Regions from separate parts of the Homo sapiens genome. Here region 2 is linked to region 1. Evidence: chromatin loops called from intact Hi-C (ENCODE). Cell type or tissue: heart left ventricle. All regions are shown on one strand. Region 1 overlaps NTN1 (netrin 1). Region 2 overlaps NTN1 (netrin 1).

The links. Hi-C counts contacts between places; a loop is a spot of excess contacts. Peaks named below come from ENCODE experiments on the same cell type or tissue, not always from the same donor. Only the 100,000 strongest peaks of a DNase experiment are listed, where the experiment ranks them.
Region 2: a loop joins it to region 1, with 4 times the contacts of the local background. A loop is called at or near these places in 14 of 110 quality-filtered maps.

What each region holds. Positions count from the first base shown.
Region 1 is chr17:9,101,411-9,109,410 of GRCh38, forward strand. The region is part of intron 2 of NTN1 (netrin 1); the gene reads left to right. Among named protein-coding and RNA genes, the nearest start is that of NTN1, 84 kb to the left of the region's middle. In heart left ventricle, no CTCF peak of the experiment used is centred here; a DNase peak (open chromatin) is centred at 3,321; H3K27ac peaks cover 2,372 bases.
Region 2 is chr17:9,033,630-9,041,629 of GRCh38, forward strand. All of the region lies in intron 2 of NTN1 (netrin 1), which reads left to right. Among named protein-coding and RNA genes, the nearest start is that of NTN1, 16 kb to the left of the region's middle. In heart left ventricle, no CTCF peak of the experiment used is centred here; no DNase peak of the experiment used is centred here.

The DNA.
Region 1 (8,000 bases):
TGTTCTGAAGAATTGCACACTTGTATTTATGGTATTGTTGGCTTTTTGTATCTGCCACTGCCAACCTTGTGACATCTGGCACTTTTGGCAGAAGTCCTGGCCCTTGGGACCCTGTTATGAGCAAACACAGTGATTGAGAAGCAGACCAGCTGAGACTAATCCAGTCCAGGGCCCATGACAGCAACCTGGCCAGGTGAGTGGGGATTTTAGCCTTGTCTTATACAACACAGCACAAGCCAGGATTTCTTCCTAATCCCTGCCTTGCCTTCTTATTGGGGGATTGTGAACTGCACCTAAAACATAAGGGGTGGCCCAGTGTGGTGGCTCACACCAGCACTTTGGGAGGCTGAGGCAGGAGGATTGCTTGAGGCCAGGAGTTTGAGAGCAGCCTGAGTGATAGAGGGAGACCCCATCTCTACAAAAAATAAGAAATGTAGCCAGGTATGGTGCTGTGTACCTGTAGTCCCAGCTGCTGGGAGGCTGAGGCAGGAAGATTGCTTGAGCCCAGGAGTTGGAAGCTGCAGTGAGCTATGATTGCACCCATCACTGCACGCCAGCCTGGGCAACGAGAGAGACTGTATCAACAAAACAAAACATAAGAGGAAATAATAAACATGATCTGGTGCTCCACTCCATTAATCATCAGGAAAATGCAAATTAGAGCCACAAGGCACTATCAGAGTGCCTAAAATGGGAAAAGACAAAGAATATCAGGTGTTGATAAAATACTCTGCTGGCAGGAGTATAAACATATCAAATAACAGTTTTGTGGCTGTATTAGTCCATTCTCACATTGCTAATAAAGACATACCCGAGACTGGGTAATTTATGAAGGAAAGAGGCTTAATTGACTCACAGTTCAGCATGGCTGGAGAGGCCTCAGGAAACTTACAATCATGGCAGAAGGGGGAGCAAACATGTCCTTCACATGGCGGCAGGAAGAAGAATGAGTGCTTAGTGAAGGGGAAGCCCCTTAAAAAACCATCAGATCTCGTGAGAACTAACTCACTATCACAGGACCAGGATTGGGGAAACTGCCCCCATGATTCAATTATCTCTACCTGGTCCTTCCCATATCCCCATAACACATGGGGATTATGGGAACGACAATTCAAGATGAGATTTGAGTGTAGACACAGCCAAACCATATCAGCGGCATCTACTAAAGCTGACATGTGCCCATCTTATAACGCAGCAATTCCACTCTTGGGTTTATACCCATTGGTAATGTGTCCATATATTTACCAAGAGACATGTGTTAGGATGTTCATTGTAACACTCCTATAATGGCCCCAAACTGGACACTGTCCATGAATGCCCATCAACAATAGAATAGAAAAGTAGCTTGTGATATGTCATACAGTGGAATGCTATACAGGAATGAGTATGAATAGCCTATAACTACATGCAACAAGTAGTCAAAACTCAGAAACATAATGTTGACTAAAAGAAGCCAGATGCATACTCTACGATTCCATTTATGTCAAGTGCAAAGCCAGGCAAAGCTAATGTATGCTGTTGGCAGTCACGATATTGGCTACCCTGGCTGGATGGAGGGTAGTGACTGTGGAGGAGGTGGCAGGAGGTGGCTTCTGATGGTGAGTGTGGGGGGATAGTGTTCTGGTTCTTGGCCTGAGGCTGATTCACATGGATGTGTTCAGTTCGTGAAAATTCCATGAGCAGTATGCTTTGTGAGCAAAAAATTTTCTGACCAATTTGATATGTCAATAAAAAGCTAAAAAGTGATTGACAGGGTATATACTCAGAAGAATTGAAAGCACGGACTGGAACAGATATTTGTACCACCCATGTTCATAGCAGCATGATTCACAGGAGCCGAGAGGTAGAAACAACCTAAATGTCCATGGATTGATGAATGAATGAACTAAATGTGGTTTATACATGTGATATGGTTTGGCTGTGTCCCCACCCAAGTTTCATCTTGAATTGTAGTTCCCATAATCCCCATGTGTGGTGGGAGGGACCCAGTGGGAGGTAATTGAATCATGGGGGAGTTTGCCTCCGTGCTGTTCTCATGATAGTGAGTGAGTTCTCATGAGATCTGATGGTTTTATAAGGGGCTTTTCTCTCCCTTCAGTCTATACTTCTGCTTGCTGCCACCATGTGTTTGCTTCCCCTTCTGCCATGATTGTAAGTTTCCTGAAGCCTCGCCAGCCATGGTGAACTGTGAGTCAATTAAGCGTCTTTCCTTTATAAATTACCCAGTTTCGGGTATGTCTTTATTAGCAGCATGAGAATGGACTAATACAACATACAATGGGATATTACTCAGCCTTAAAATGGTAGGAAATTCTCACACATGCTACAACTTGGATAAACCTTGAAGCTGTTATGCTTGGTGAAAAAAGCTAGACACAAAAGAACAAGTACTAGGCTGGGTGCTGTGGCTCAAGCCTGTAATCCCAGCACTTTGGGAGGTCGAGGTGGGTGGATCACCTGAGGTCAGGAGTTCAAGACCAGCCTGACCAACTTGGCGAAACTCCATCTCTACTAAAAAATACAAAAAAATTAGCCAGGTGTGATGGTGGATGCCTGTAGTCCCAGAGACTCGGGAGGCTGAGGCACGAGAATCACTTGAACCCAGGAGTCAGAGGTTGCAGTGAGCTAAGATGGTGCCACTGTACTCCAGCCTGGGCAACAGAGAGAGACTCCATCTCAAAAAAAAAAAAAAAAAAAAAAAGACAAGTACCGTATGATTCCACTTATAGGACGCACCTAGAGTAGTCCAGTTCATACAGACAGAAAGCAGAATGGTGGTTGCCCGAGGTTAGGGGAGTGGCAATGGGGAGTTAGTGTTTAATGGGTACAGAGTTTCAATTTGGGAAGATGAAAAAGTTCTGGAGATGGAGGTGGTGATGATTGTGCAACAATGTGAATGTACTTAATGCCATAGAACTGTATACTTAAAAATGGTTAAGGTGGTAAATTTCTTGTGCATTTTACCATAGTACAAAGATAGGTGATTGCAATAGATGATTGCAGATAATAACACAACATACATACAGACAAAGACACACGAGCAGAAGCAATGGGCCGTACAAAGCTTCCTGTGCTTCGGGGCCTGGGAAGGAGCCCGGCAGGGGAGCTGTGAGGGCAGAGCAGAGGGGGTCTGGAAAACTGGGAAAGGACCCAGCGTGACCTTGGAGGTAGCAATAGGGTCAGCCCTGCTGGGCACAAGGCTGACCTGCAGGCCCGACACATTTGAGGGTGCTCGGGCCAGCTGGCATGAAGCCGCTCTCTCTTGCTGGCACGTCAAAGCTGAATGTCCAACACCATGACACCCTGGTCTGGCCTTTTTTTGAACTTGCACAGCTTTCCCGTCAGGTCCTGGAGACAGGGAGACTTTAGGCGGGGCGATTTGGCCCACGGAAGGGAAGGATTTCCCACGTGGGCTTTATTCTAGGGAGTGCGAGGTTGGCCACAGTCCTGACCTGACAGCCAGGGACCTGCTGCTCACAGGACATTTCAGAGTCAGAGCCAGATTCCTCAACACTTACGAGGTGTTCCTGTACCAGGCCGAGGCCCCTGTGATGGTGAGTGCCTCTGAGTGGGGCAGGGGTGGGGTGACCCATGGCTGGGTCTCACCGTGGGAGCAGGCTGCTGGCCATGTGGGGCCCGTGAGAGACCCGGCAGTCCAAGGACAGGTGTTTTGTTTTGAGCGTCCATTTCAGAATGAAAAGACGTGGTGTTAGCCCCTTTACCAGCAGGGACATTCCCAAAGAATGCTGCCCTCTGACACCTGGCCTTTAGGAAGAGCCCCCAGGAAGACACCACACCTGGGCCGGATTTCCAGGGCCAGCCCCCTTGGGTCAGCTTGGTCTGCTCCATCTGCCCAGTCCTAGGAAATCCAGCTTTTCTTCCCTTTGCATTGCCCCACCCCAGGCTTATTCATTAGGTGTCCTGTCACCTCTCCGGGCCTTTTCTGAAGGTATCTGGAGCCTGGTGTGTGTGTGTGAATGGTGGCCTTAAAAGGCTTAGGAACATTTGGGGGCTGAGAAAAGAATGCTCCCAGCTGGCAGGTGGATGTAGGAGGCATTAATCCAGAATCATTTTTCCTGTGGAGACGGCTTTGTTATAAATCTGTCAAAACGTGGGCGTTCTTCAGTGTTCATGATATTATCCCTGGCTCCTGTGGGGACAGGGGTGGGAGTAAGGGCGCCTAGCTGAGAAACAGGATTTTCTCCTAAAAGATGTTTGGTTCCTTGAGATCTGTTCTGTCTCTCTCTCTTTCTCTCTCTCTCTCTCTCTCTGTCTCTGTCTCTCTGTCTCTCTCTGTTTCTCTCCTCCTTGACCTCACGCAGTTGGTAGAGTACAGCCAATTTGTCACTGGTTCTTTAGAACTGTGGGAATCCTCCCCCTCCCCCAAGTCCCCCAAATGTGCAGGTGAGCTGGATAAGTAGGCAGCCTAAAGACAGAGGGAGGTGGGTTGAAGGGAAGGAAGAGGAAATGAATGGTGAGCAGACACACCCTGGTATTCCGATTTAAAAAAAAAAAGAAATGCTAGTTGGGTGGGGATGGGGAGTGGGGAAACCAAGAGACCATCTGGACCAGCTACTCCCAAAGCATGGCCCCCCAACCAGCAGCGTCAACAATATCGCCTGGGAACTTATTAGTGATGCAAACTCCTGGGCCCCATCCCAGACCTGCTGAATCAGAATCTGCACATCAAAGTTGGAGAAGCGCTAAATAAACCACACTTCCTGGTCCAGAGATGGGAAGTGACTTGTCTGTGATCACACAGGTGGTTAATTGCAGAGAAGGACTTCCAGCCCACTGCCTCACCTGCCTTGCGGGTGAGATGGAGCAGTCGTACCTGACTCTTGGCACTCAGGGTTTGTGCCTTGGCAAATCTGGTTGTGTTTTGTATCTTGGGGGCAGAATTTTTGTGTGAGTTATTATCAACCAAAGATGGTTGAAGTGTGAAGCTGTAGGCCTGCCTCGGAGTTAGCACACGGAACGGAATATCCTACATGTAGTTTTGGTTCTGACCACTGATTTGCCATCTGGCAAAATGGCATTTCCTTCCTTCCTTCCTCCCTTCCTTCCTTCCTTCCTTCCTTCCTTCCTTCCTTCCTTCCTTCCTTCCTTCCTTCCTTCCTTTCGACAGAGTCTCGCTCTGTCACCCAGGCTGGAATGCAGTGGTGCACGCTCGGCTCACTGCAACCTCCGCTTCCTGGGTTCAAGCAATTCTCCTGCCTCAGCCTCCCAAGTAGCTGGGAGTACAGGTGCCCACCACCATGCCCGGCTAATTTTTGTATTTTTAGTAGAGACGGGGGTTTCACCATGTTGGCCAGGCTGGTCTCGAACTCCTGACCTCAGGTGATCCACCCGCCTTGGCCTCCCAAAGTGCTGGGATTACAGGTATTAGCCACCACACTGGGCCCCAAAATGGCATTTCAGAACCTTTTGTTGTATCTTCGCCGTCACCATCATCATCATCATCATCACAGCACAGATCCTTTATTTTGCACTTACTGGGATCCATACCCCGTGCTAAACACTTAGGTTATTTCCTTTGTCACACCAACCACATACTGATCGCATTTAAAGCTGAGGAAGCTGAGCAGCAGAAAGATAATGTACTCGTGGTCCCTCATCTAGATAAAAGAAGGGGTGGAATTTGGGTCAAAGCCCCATGTGACCCCAGCAGCACACTTATTTACACTTGGGGTATTAGGTAAAACTGTAGTACATCTTGTATTTGTGACACTCTCCAACTCTATGATTCTGAGGCAGAAGTTATCCTTTAAGCGCCAAATTTGTTTAGCTATTATTACCATATGTGAAACTGTTTGGAGACATTTTGTAATCCCAACACTAATGTCTGTACCAATTTAATTTCCATATGCATTTTGTGTTTTAACTGTATTTTAATTAAAGACTGAAATGGAAATTCTGTGCACCTCAGTCAGTTGAGAGAAAAGAATCTTAGATGCTCAGATAAAATGTGATTTATGCTGTTGCAAAAAATGTGAAAGACATGTGGGCACTTACTCCCCGGTTATGACTGTTTCCAGATTATACATTGTTAGAAAGAAAAAAAGTTTGGGGGTGCGGGAGGAACGCTGTGTGAACGTGGAACCACTGACTTAGACCCCTGGCTCATTCAGCTGGAAATGGGATGTGGAAGCCCAGGTTGTGGCTGACTTCTTTGAACTTCTCCACAGGCTGGGGACATTCTGGTAATTGTTTTATTGTATTTGTAGCCTACAGTGGGTGGTGGTCGGCAAACCATGGTCCATGGGCAGAATCTGGCTGGCCACCTACTTTTGTAAATAAAGTTTTATTGGCACACAGCCACACCCATTTGTTTAAGTACTGTTATAGCTGCTTTCGCACTGCAATGTCGGTGTTAAGTCACTGTGACAAAAACTGCATGGGCCGAAAAGCCCAAAATATTTACTATCTGGTCCTTTGCAGAAAAGAGTTTGCCAAACCCTGGCCTGATACCTTTTTGGACAACATTTCCTAAGTTTTCTTTCTGCTGTTTGTCATAAATGCTTGAAACCCATCTATTCACTGGCTCCCTCATTCATCAAACATAGTTTGATCACAGTGGTAAGAAATCTTGCTTAGCTCAGGGGCTGTGGGCTCATGACAAAAAAGAATGTAATCAAAGATTATAGGCTTGGCACAAAGAAACATTCAGTGAACTTGTGTAAGTTAGGGTTCTACAAATAACTGAATCCACTAATTCAAGGAGGAAGGGATTCATGCGAATTGGGATAACTCTCAGAATTGTTGGGAAGGCTGAAGAAAAGACTCTGGGCTGAGCTTTCAGGAACAAACTCCCCAACCTGCTCCCCAGACAGATCACCAAGGCTGCTACAATCAGGAAGTTACAGAAGCAGGCGGTGGGGATGTTATCATGCAGCCAGCCACAGAACCATAGCTCTGGCACAATCCACCCCAGGAAGGGGTGCCTCGTACCCTGGCCCTCTCCCTACTGCTTCACATCAAAGTCTAATCAGCAGAGCCGGAGTCACACGCAGAGGCTACTGTGAGGAAGTCTGGGGAGGGTTTTCGACTTTCTGGCCTTTGGATGCTGATCAAATAATCCACAGACACCCCATGGTACAGGTCATTGTATCCTGAAAGATAGAGTGTTCAACTCATTTATAGTTTGTATTAAAATTTGAGAACTTAAAACATTATTCAGTAGACATAGCAAGTGAGACTGGTCCAGAATGCCCAGGAAAGCAGATGTGGGGTGGTATAGAAGGCATCCTCAGGTCCATCTCCAAATCCTGCCCACTCATCCTTCAAGGCTCTGGCGCCACCTCCTTCAGGAAGGTGTCCCAAGGCTGGCTGGTGGTCCTTTCTGTCCTCAGCATAGTTAGAACACTTTGTCTTATCTGCCCACTCTCTAGGAAGTTACAGTATTCTCCTTCACAGGATAGTTATATCTTTCTCTTCAATGTTTTTCTTTTTCTTTTTCTTTCTTTTCTTTTCTTTCTTTTTTTGAGACAGAGTCTCCCTCTGTTGCCTAGGCTGGAGTGCAGTGGTGTGATCTCGGCTCACTGCAACCTCTGCCTCCTGGGTTCAAGCGATTCTCCTGCCTCAGCCTACCGAGTAGCTGGGACTACAGCTGTGCACCACCACCCCCGGCTAATTTTTGTATTTTTAGTAGAGACGGGGTTTCACCATGTTGATCAGGCTGGTCTCGAACTCCTGACCTCATGATCCTCCCAACTTGGCCTCCCAAAGTGCAAGGATTACAGGCGTGAGGCACAGTGCCTGGCCTGAAGTGTTTTTCTTTTTGACCTTTTTTTAAAATAATAAGAGAACATTGCCAAGTTTGAAATACTTCTCATTTTCCTTTTTAGTTCCATTCAATTTCTTTCTTCCCAGAAACAAATAGTATAGTCAGTTTATCTTTCTCTGTTTTTCACTTTAATTACATGTATGCATCTTTGCACAATACAGAGTGTTGTCTGTGAGTTACTTTATCTAAGTGATATTTTAGTGGATGTTCCAGT
Region 2 (8,000 bases), 68 kb before region 1:
TTAGTTGGCTGGGCATGGTGGCTCACGCCTGTAATCCCAGCACTTCGGGAGGCCGAGGCAGGCGGATCACCTGAGGTTGGGAGTTCGAGACCAGCCAGACCAACATGGAGAAACCCCGTCTCTACTAAAAATACAAAATTAGCCGGGCGTGGTGGCACGTGCCTGTAATCCCAGCTACTTGGGAGGCTGAGGCAGGAGAATTACTTGAATCTGGGAGGCGGAGGTTGCAGTGAGCAGAGATCACACCATTGCATTCCAGCCTGGGCAACAAGAGCGAAACTCTGTCTCAAAAAAAAAAAAAAAAAGAAAAAGAAAAGAAAGAAAGTACTTAGTTACTTAGTTTTAAGTCAAGATCAGAGAGCACAACATTCTATCTACTAAAGTGTGAAATACCAAGATACATGTATTAGGGACAATGGTGAGAGAACACCCGTCTTTGACTTCAGACTGGCTGGGTTTAAATTCCAGTTCCACCAGGAGTGTGGACTTGGGTAAATTAAGCTGTCTGTGCCTTTGATGCCTTGGTGTCCTGGGGGCCCAGCTCAAGACCACCTTGATAGATTGGATAGGGTGGGGAGTGTGAGGAGCCCTGTGTTCTGCCTTGAAAGAGGGCTCAGAGGAGGGGTACAGGAAGGAGACCCAGAGGTAGGGTTCTGATCCTAGACCTTGGGATTTTATCAGCACACATTTCTATAGCCTTTATTATCACCATGTACTGTTCTAAGCCCTTTATAAGTATTACCTCATTTAATCCTCATAGCGGCCCTATCAGGGCTTGTTATTCTTTTTTTTTTTCTTTTTCTTTTTTTTTAAGATAGAGTCTTGCTCTGTCACCCAGGCTGGAGTGCAGTGGTACGATCTCAGCTCACTACAGCCTCCGCCTCTCAGATTCAAGATATTCTCCTACCTCAGCCTCCCGAGTAGCTGAGATTACAGGCGTGCACCACCAAGACCAGCTAATTTTTGTATTTTTAGTGGAGACGGGGTTTCACCATGCTGGCCAGGCTGGTCTCGAACTCTTGACCTCAGGTGATCCACCCACCTCAGCCTCCCAAAGTGCTGGGATTACAGGGGTGAGCCACTGCGCCTGGCCTTGTTATTCTTAAGTAAACTTCTTTATTGTAGTGTAACACATGTAGAGAAAATCCCATGAATTATGTGTCCAGTGCAAAGACTATTCATGATATGCACACGCTTGTATAACCAGCACCCGCATCAAGAACATACCAGCAACCCAGAAGCTGACCTGTGCGTCCACCCAGTTACCACGCCCCCTACCCACCATACATGGGTTTTGATTATTTTTGTTTATTTTTTATTTATTTGTTATTTTTTGAGACGGAGTTTCGCTCTGTCGCCCAGGCTGGAGTGCAGTGGCGTGATCGCGGCTCGCTGCAAGCTCCGCCTCCCAGGTTCATGCCATTCTCCTGCCTCAGTCTCCCGAGTAGCTGGGACTACAGGCGCCCGCCACCACACCCGGCTAATTTTTTGTATTTTTAGTAGAGACGGGGTTTCACTGTGTTAGCCAGGATGGTCTCGATCTCCTGACCTTGTGATCCGCCCGCCTCAGCCTCCCAAAGTGCTGGGATTACAGGCATGAGCCACCGTGCCCAGACGGGTTTTGATTATTTTTGAACTTGGTATAAATGGAATCATATTCTGGCTTCTTTTGCTCCATGTTACATTTGTGGTCTTCATCCATGTATAGTAGTAGTTTCTTAGTTTCCATTGCTGGCCAGTATTGTGTGATATAAATGTATCACAGGGTATTTCTCCACTCCACTTACGGCAGGCATTTGGGCTGTTCCCAGGTTTTGGCTATTAACAGTAGCACTGCTGTGACCATACTTGTCCATGTCTTTTGATGCACATCTGAATGCACTTCTGCTGGGTGTGTATCAAGAAGGGGAATTGCTGGGTCCTAGGGTTTGGGCATCTGTTCAATTTCACTTTTATTTTTAACATTTTTTGAGACAAGGTCTCTGTCACCCAGCCTCCTGTCATCCAGCTTTCTGAGCTCAGGCGATCCTCCTGCTTCAGCCTCCTGAGTAGCTGGGATCACAGGTGCACATCACCGCACTTGGGTATTTAAAAAAAATTATTTGTAGAGGGTTGGGCATGGTGGATCATGCCTATCATCCCAGCACTTTGGGAGGCTGAGGCAGGTGGATCACTTGAGGTCAGGAGTTCAAAACCAGCCTGGCCAACATATTGAAACCCCATCTCTACTAAAAATACAAAAATTAGCCGGGTATGGTGGTGCACGCCTGTAATCCTAGCTACTTGGGAAGCTGAGGCATGAGAATTGCCTGAACCTGGGAGGCGGAGGTTGCAGTGAGCCAAGATGGTGCCACTGCACTCCAGCCTGAGCAATAGAGCAAGGCTCTATCTCAAAAAAGAAAAAATTATTTGTAGAGACGGGGGTCTCACTATGTTACCCAGGCTGGTCTTGAATTCTTGGGCTCAAGGGATCCTTCCTTCTCAGACTCCCAGGGTGCTGGGATTACAGGCGTGAGCCACCATGGCTGGCCTGTTCAGCTTTAATAGACAGTGGTTAAACTCTCTATTTAGTGGAAAGTGGTTGTACAAATTTATATCTGTATACAGTTTTACAGGCAAAGAAACTGAGGCACATGGAGGTTAGTTAAGGTGCCTGAGGTCACACAGCTAGCAGGTGGCAGAACTGGAATTGGAATCCAGGCAGTGCAGCTCTGGAGGCTTGCTTTTCACCACTGGGCCAAGTCGTCTCTTATCTTTTTTTTTTTTTTTTTTTTTTTTTTTGTAGAGACAGGGTCTCGCTCTGTCATCCAGTCTAGAGCACAGTGGTGCAATCACGTCTCACTGCAGCCTTGAACTTCTGGGTTCAAGCAATCCTCCTGCCTCAGCCTCTCAGAGTGCTTAGATTACAGGCATGAGTCACCTGCTTGGCCTGCCACTTATCTTTAATCTGCATACTCCCTGACAGGAAAACTAGTAATACTGGGAAGCAAAGGTGACTTTGTACAAGTGTCTTTACTTCTCTGGGCCTCAGTTCTCTCCTGTAAAACGAGGGGTTGGGTCACAAAGGTCATGTAATGATATTCTGTAGGTCTAGTGGAATATACTGCCTTCCTGAGGACTTCTTCAGTCTTCCTTAACGAACTCACCCCATTCCCTGCTCAACCAGAAGCAGCTCTATAACTTGAATGATACATTTTCCAACCCTACCCCTCCACTGGGGTTCCCTCAAAGGACTGCTCAGGCTCTAACTGGAGGACCTCACTTGGGCCTACCCTCCAACCCTACTGACAATTTCCCCACCTCCCACTCTCCAGCTCTTCCACTTGCAGGGGTGGGGACATGGGACTCTCCCTCTTTGCCTTCCAGTGTGTTCGCTAGCTGGTCTTCTCTCTTTAAATCATGAGTGTTCAGGTGTATGAATTTTCACAAAGTGAGCTCACCTCTGTGTCTACCACTAACATGAAGAAATACAGTATTTCCAGAAGGCTCCTCCCAACCCCCCAGGGTAACCACCATTTTGACTTCCAACACAATAGATTTAATTTGCCTATTTTTGAACTTTATGTAATTGAAATCATACTGTATGTTCTCTTCAATATCTGGTTTCTTTTGCTCAGCCTTATTTCCTTGTAAATAGTCTTAAACATAACTTTTCCTATAGTCTTTGTTAGTTTGATGGATGATCTCAACTTCTTGGGGATACTGATCCTCTCGCTTATTTTGTCTGCTGACCTTTGCTCATGGTGAATGATTTCCTTATGTGTTTTGTACTTTCTGACTGTGAGCTTATCTTTATTTGGGATTTCGTGGAAATCCCACTGCTGTTAGTTATGGAAATGCCCCTATCCATATGATTTTGCATTAATTCTGCCAGACATTCTAGAGGTATCACTGGACTAGGACCAAATTTTCCATTAATTAATCATCTTGAAAATTATTATATCAAATGAGGAGTATGTACTTGGCCTCTAAACCTTCCCAGGCCTGGGGTTTATTTTTCTCCCTCACTGAGGACTTTTTCTGCCTTTACCCAGAACTCTAGGTAGAGACAAATTTTTGCTGTCACCTTAGCCCGATGGACAAAGCTTCTTCGTCCCCTTTTGACCCAGGGGGCATTTGGAAGGTCCAGGTTTTTCTGCTACTGCGATTACAGCTGCAGTTTCCTAGCTGGTCTCCCTTCCTTTATCTTTGTCCCTCAGCCTCCCTGGTCTCTTCTTAACACAGCAGCCAGAGGTAACTGCCTGTGTGTTAGTTCCCTGTTCACTCAGAGGAACACCCAGAACACTTACAACGGTTGCAAAGCCCTGTGTGGTCTGGCCCCTGCTTCCTCTCTATTCTCATCTCCTGGCACTTTGCTGCTCACTCAGTCTGTTCCAGCTCCCAGGCCTCCTTGCTGTTAGTGGGTACACAGCTTATAGCCCTGGTACAGCAGCTGAGTCTGGGCTTGAGATAGGCCCAAATATGCAAATAAATGACTCCCTAGGTTCCTTCAAGTCTTTGGTCAAATATCACTTCTGTGAGGCTTACCCGGACTATTCTATTTATACTGCAAACAGCTCCCCTATTTGTGTCTATCGGACTCTCTCTCTCTGTGTCTCTCTCTCTTTCTCTGTCTTCTCCTCTCTTTCTCTCTCTCCACACACACACACACCTGAGATCACCCTTATCCTCCCCTACTAACTCCTTTTCCCCATAACACTCATACCACCTAAGACACTATTTAATTTACTTATTTATTATGTTCTTAATTGTTTTCCCCTCCTCCCATTTGTTCCTTTCTATCACTTGTTGGAATGTTAAGGTACATAAGGTCAGGAATTCTCTTTTATTCACAGGGGGCCTGGCATAAGTAGGTGCTTATTAAATATTTGATAAAGAAAGCAGGGGTCCCATTTGCAACTCCTGGGCTTGCAAGACCTGAGGCCTTATCTCCGGTCTGTGTGTGGGTGCTAAATCCTAAGCTCAAGGCATTAAAGCCTGTTTCCAGGTCTAATAATCAGTCAGTCTTTCCCCTTTCTCTATCCTCCCTGCTGTTCCCTCCCTCCTCCCACACACCTCATGATCACTGGGGTCTCAGGGTTTCTCTTAACACTTTGGCTTTCAGATTTTTCTTTCCTCTAGCACCTGGGGATTTCCTTTTATTTCTTATGAGATCTGCTATTCATTAAATTTTTTTAAACTTACATTTCATCTAGTATTTCTAGATGCTTGCAGTGGTAGGGGTTCTGCATTACCTCAGTCCACCTTGTTGCCAGAACTCGAAGTAATATATTTTAATCTTTCACACATCTGGAATTAATCGTGACATATGGTGTGAGGTAAGGATATCCATTTTTTCATCAAATATTTAGCCAGTTATTCAGTGACAACTATTGAGAAACATCATTTTTTGTCACTGATTTGAGATGCCATATTTATTAAATGCTTAAGTATTATATAAACTTGGATCTGTTCTCTGGATTTTTCCATTTTGTTTCACAAATCTGTTTTCCTGCCACTTTCTATCTGTTTGGATATTTCAGTATCTGGTAGGTTCAGTATTCACTCATTATTCATCTGTTCATTTTCACTTATTCTCATTGCTATTCTTGCTTGCTTGTTTCTTTATATATTTATTTATTGGCTTTAGATGAGTTTGTCAAGTTTCATTACAAATGCCATTAGTAATTTGACAGCAGTGTTGTTAAAATGAACTTGGTGATAGTTGAAAACATTGTAACTGTATCAACATGTCTCTTGTATGTAATGATTTGATTATTTAAATGTACCCAATAGGGCTTTTAGGATATCAGAAAAGTAGGTTTTAAGTCTGGTCAAAATCATGAATTGTACTTATGTGTTTCTCTTTGATTCTTCCAGATGATTTTTTTTTACAGATTTATTGAGATATAATTGTTCAGTAAATTGCACATATATAAAAAGTATAACTTGGTAAGTTTGACTTATGTATACACCTGTGAAACCATCACCACAATCAAGATAAATAACATATCCATCAGCCCAAAATGTTCCTGCTGTCTTGGTAATCCCTCCTGCCCCTTTCCACCATGGTGCCTTCTGTCATTGTATATCTGTTTGCCTTTTCTAGAGTTTTGTGTAAATGGAATCATACGGTACGTGTGGTCTGGTTTCTTTCACCTTCCATGCTTAGTTGGATTATTTATTCATCCATCATGTTAAGTGCATTAATAGTTCAATCCTTTTTATTTCTGGGGGGGTATTCATTGTATTGCTATACCACAATTTTTCCATTCACCTGCTGATGGGCATTTAGCTTGTTTCTAGTTTTTGGCTATTACAGGTAAAGCAGCTATGAACATTCTTTTAGAAGTCTTTGCATGGACATACACTTTCATCTCTCTTGGGCAAATACCTAAGAGTGGATTGGCTGGATGATACAGTAGGTGTAGGTCTAACTTTTAATAAACTGTCAAACTATTTTCCAAAATGGTAGTACCACTTTACATCTATATCTGCAGTGTATGAGAGTTCTAGTTTCTCCAGTCCATTTCCTCATCAGCATTTGATATGGCCAATCTTTTAGAAATTTTAGCCATTCCAATAGATGTGTGGTAGATACCCTTCCAATTTTAAGTTTTACAATTTGGAAGTATAGAACATCTACATTTATTTATGTCTTCTTTTATGCTATTCAGTAAGGTTCATAAATTTCTTTATATTAGCATCACACATTTTTTCAGAAGAGTTTACTTCTATGTATTTATAATTTTGATTACTATTATGAAAGGGATTTTTTCCTTCTCATTTTATTTTCTAAGTGGGTATTACAATGTATAGAAAAGCTATGAACTATATATACATTTTTATGTATTTTGCAACCTTCAGCTTTACTAAACTCTTTTTAATTCGTTCTCACAGTGTTTCAGTTTCTCTGGACTTCAACTATATATATGAATATTTTAGCCCTTCTTTTCCAATACTTGTACTATTTATTTTTCTTGTCTTACTGCATTGGATAGAATGTCAAAGTAATGGTATATATAATAATGGTAATGTACTCTTGTATTACTACTGATTTAAGTGAGCACATTTCTAGAGTTTCATTGTTAAATATGTTGTTTGTTGCTAGTTTCATATGGATGTTCTTTATTGTACTCAATGGAGAGACCTCTATTCCTGACTTACTGGGAGGGTTGCTCTTTCTTACTTTTTTTTTTGTTTGTTTTTTTGTTGGAGAGATAAGGTCTTGATTGGTTGCCCAGGCTGGAGTGCAGTAGCATGATCAATCATAGCTCATTGCAGCCTCAACCTCCTGGGCTAAAGCAATCCTCCTACCTCACACTCTTGAGTAGCTGAGACTATGGGTGTGCACCATGCCCAGCTAATTTTTTAAAGAAATTTTTGTAGAGATGAGGTCTTGCTGTGTTGCCCAAGCTGATCTTAAACTCCTGGGTTCAAGTGATCCTCCTGCCTGAGACTCCCAAACTGTGCTCTTTTTTTAAAAAATATTCAAGAATATGTAGAATGTTAATCCTTTAGATATTAATCAAAATGATCATATCATTTTTCTGCTTTGACTATTAATGTAATGCATTTCTTTAATTGATTTCTGAGGTATAATTCACATGTCATACAATTCACCCATGGAAAGTGGTTTTTAGTATGTTCGTCGATTGGTACAACCATAACTGAAACTAATCCTATAACATTTTTGTCATCCCCAAAAGGAGCTTTCTACGAATTAGCAGTCACTTTCCATCCTTCACCCTGATCTGCACCCACACCCTAAGTAGGCTTTTGATCTTTACAGATTTGCCTATTCTGGACATTTCATATAAATAGAATCACGTAACATATGGCCTTTTGTGACTGACGTCTTTCAATTAGCATAATGTTTTCATGGTTCATCCATGTTATAGCAGTACTTCATTTCCTTTTAATGGCTGAATTCCATTATGTAAACATATCAAATTTTGATTCATTCATCAGTTGATGGACATTTGAGTTGTGTCCATTTTTTGGCTCTTATGAATAATGCT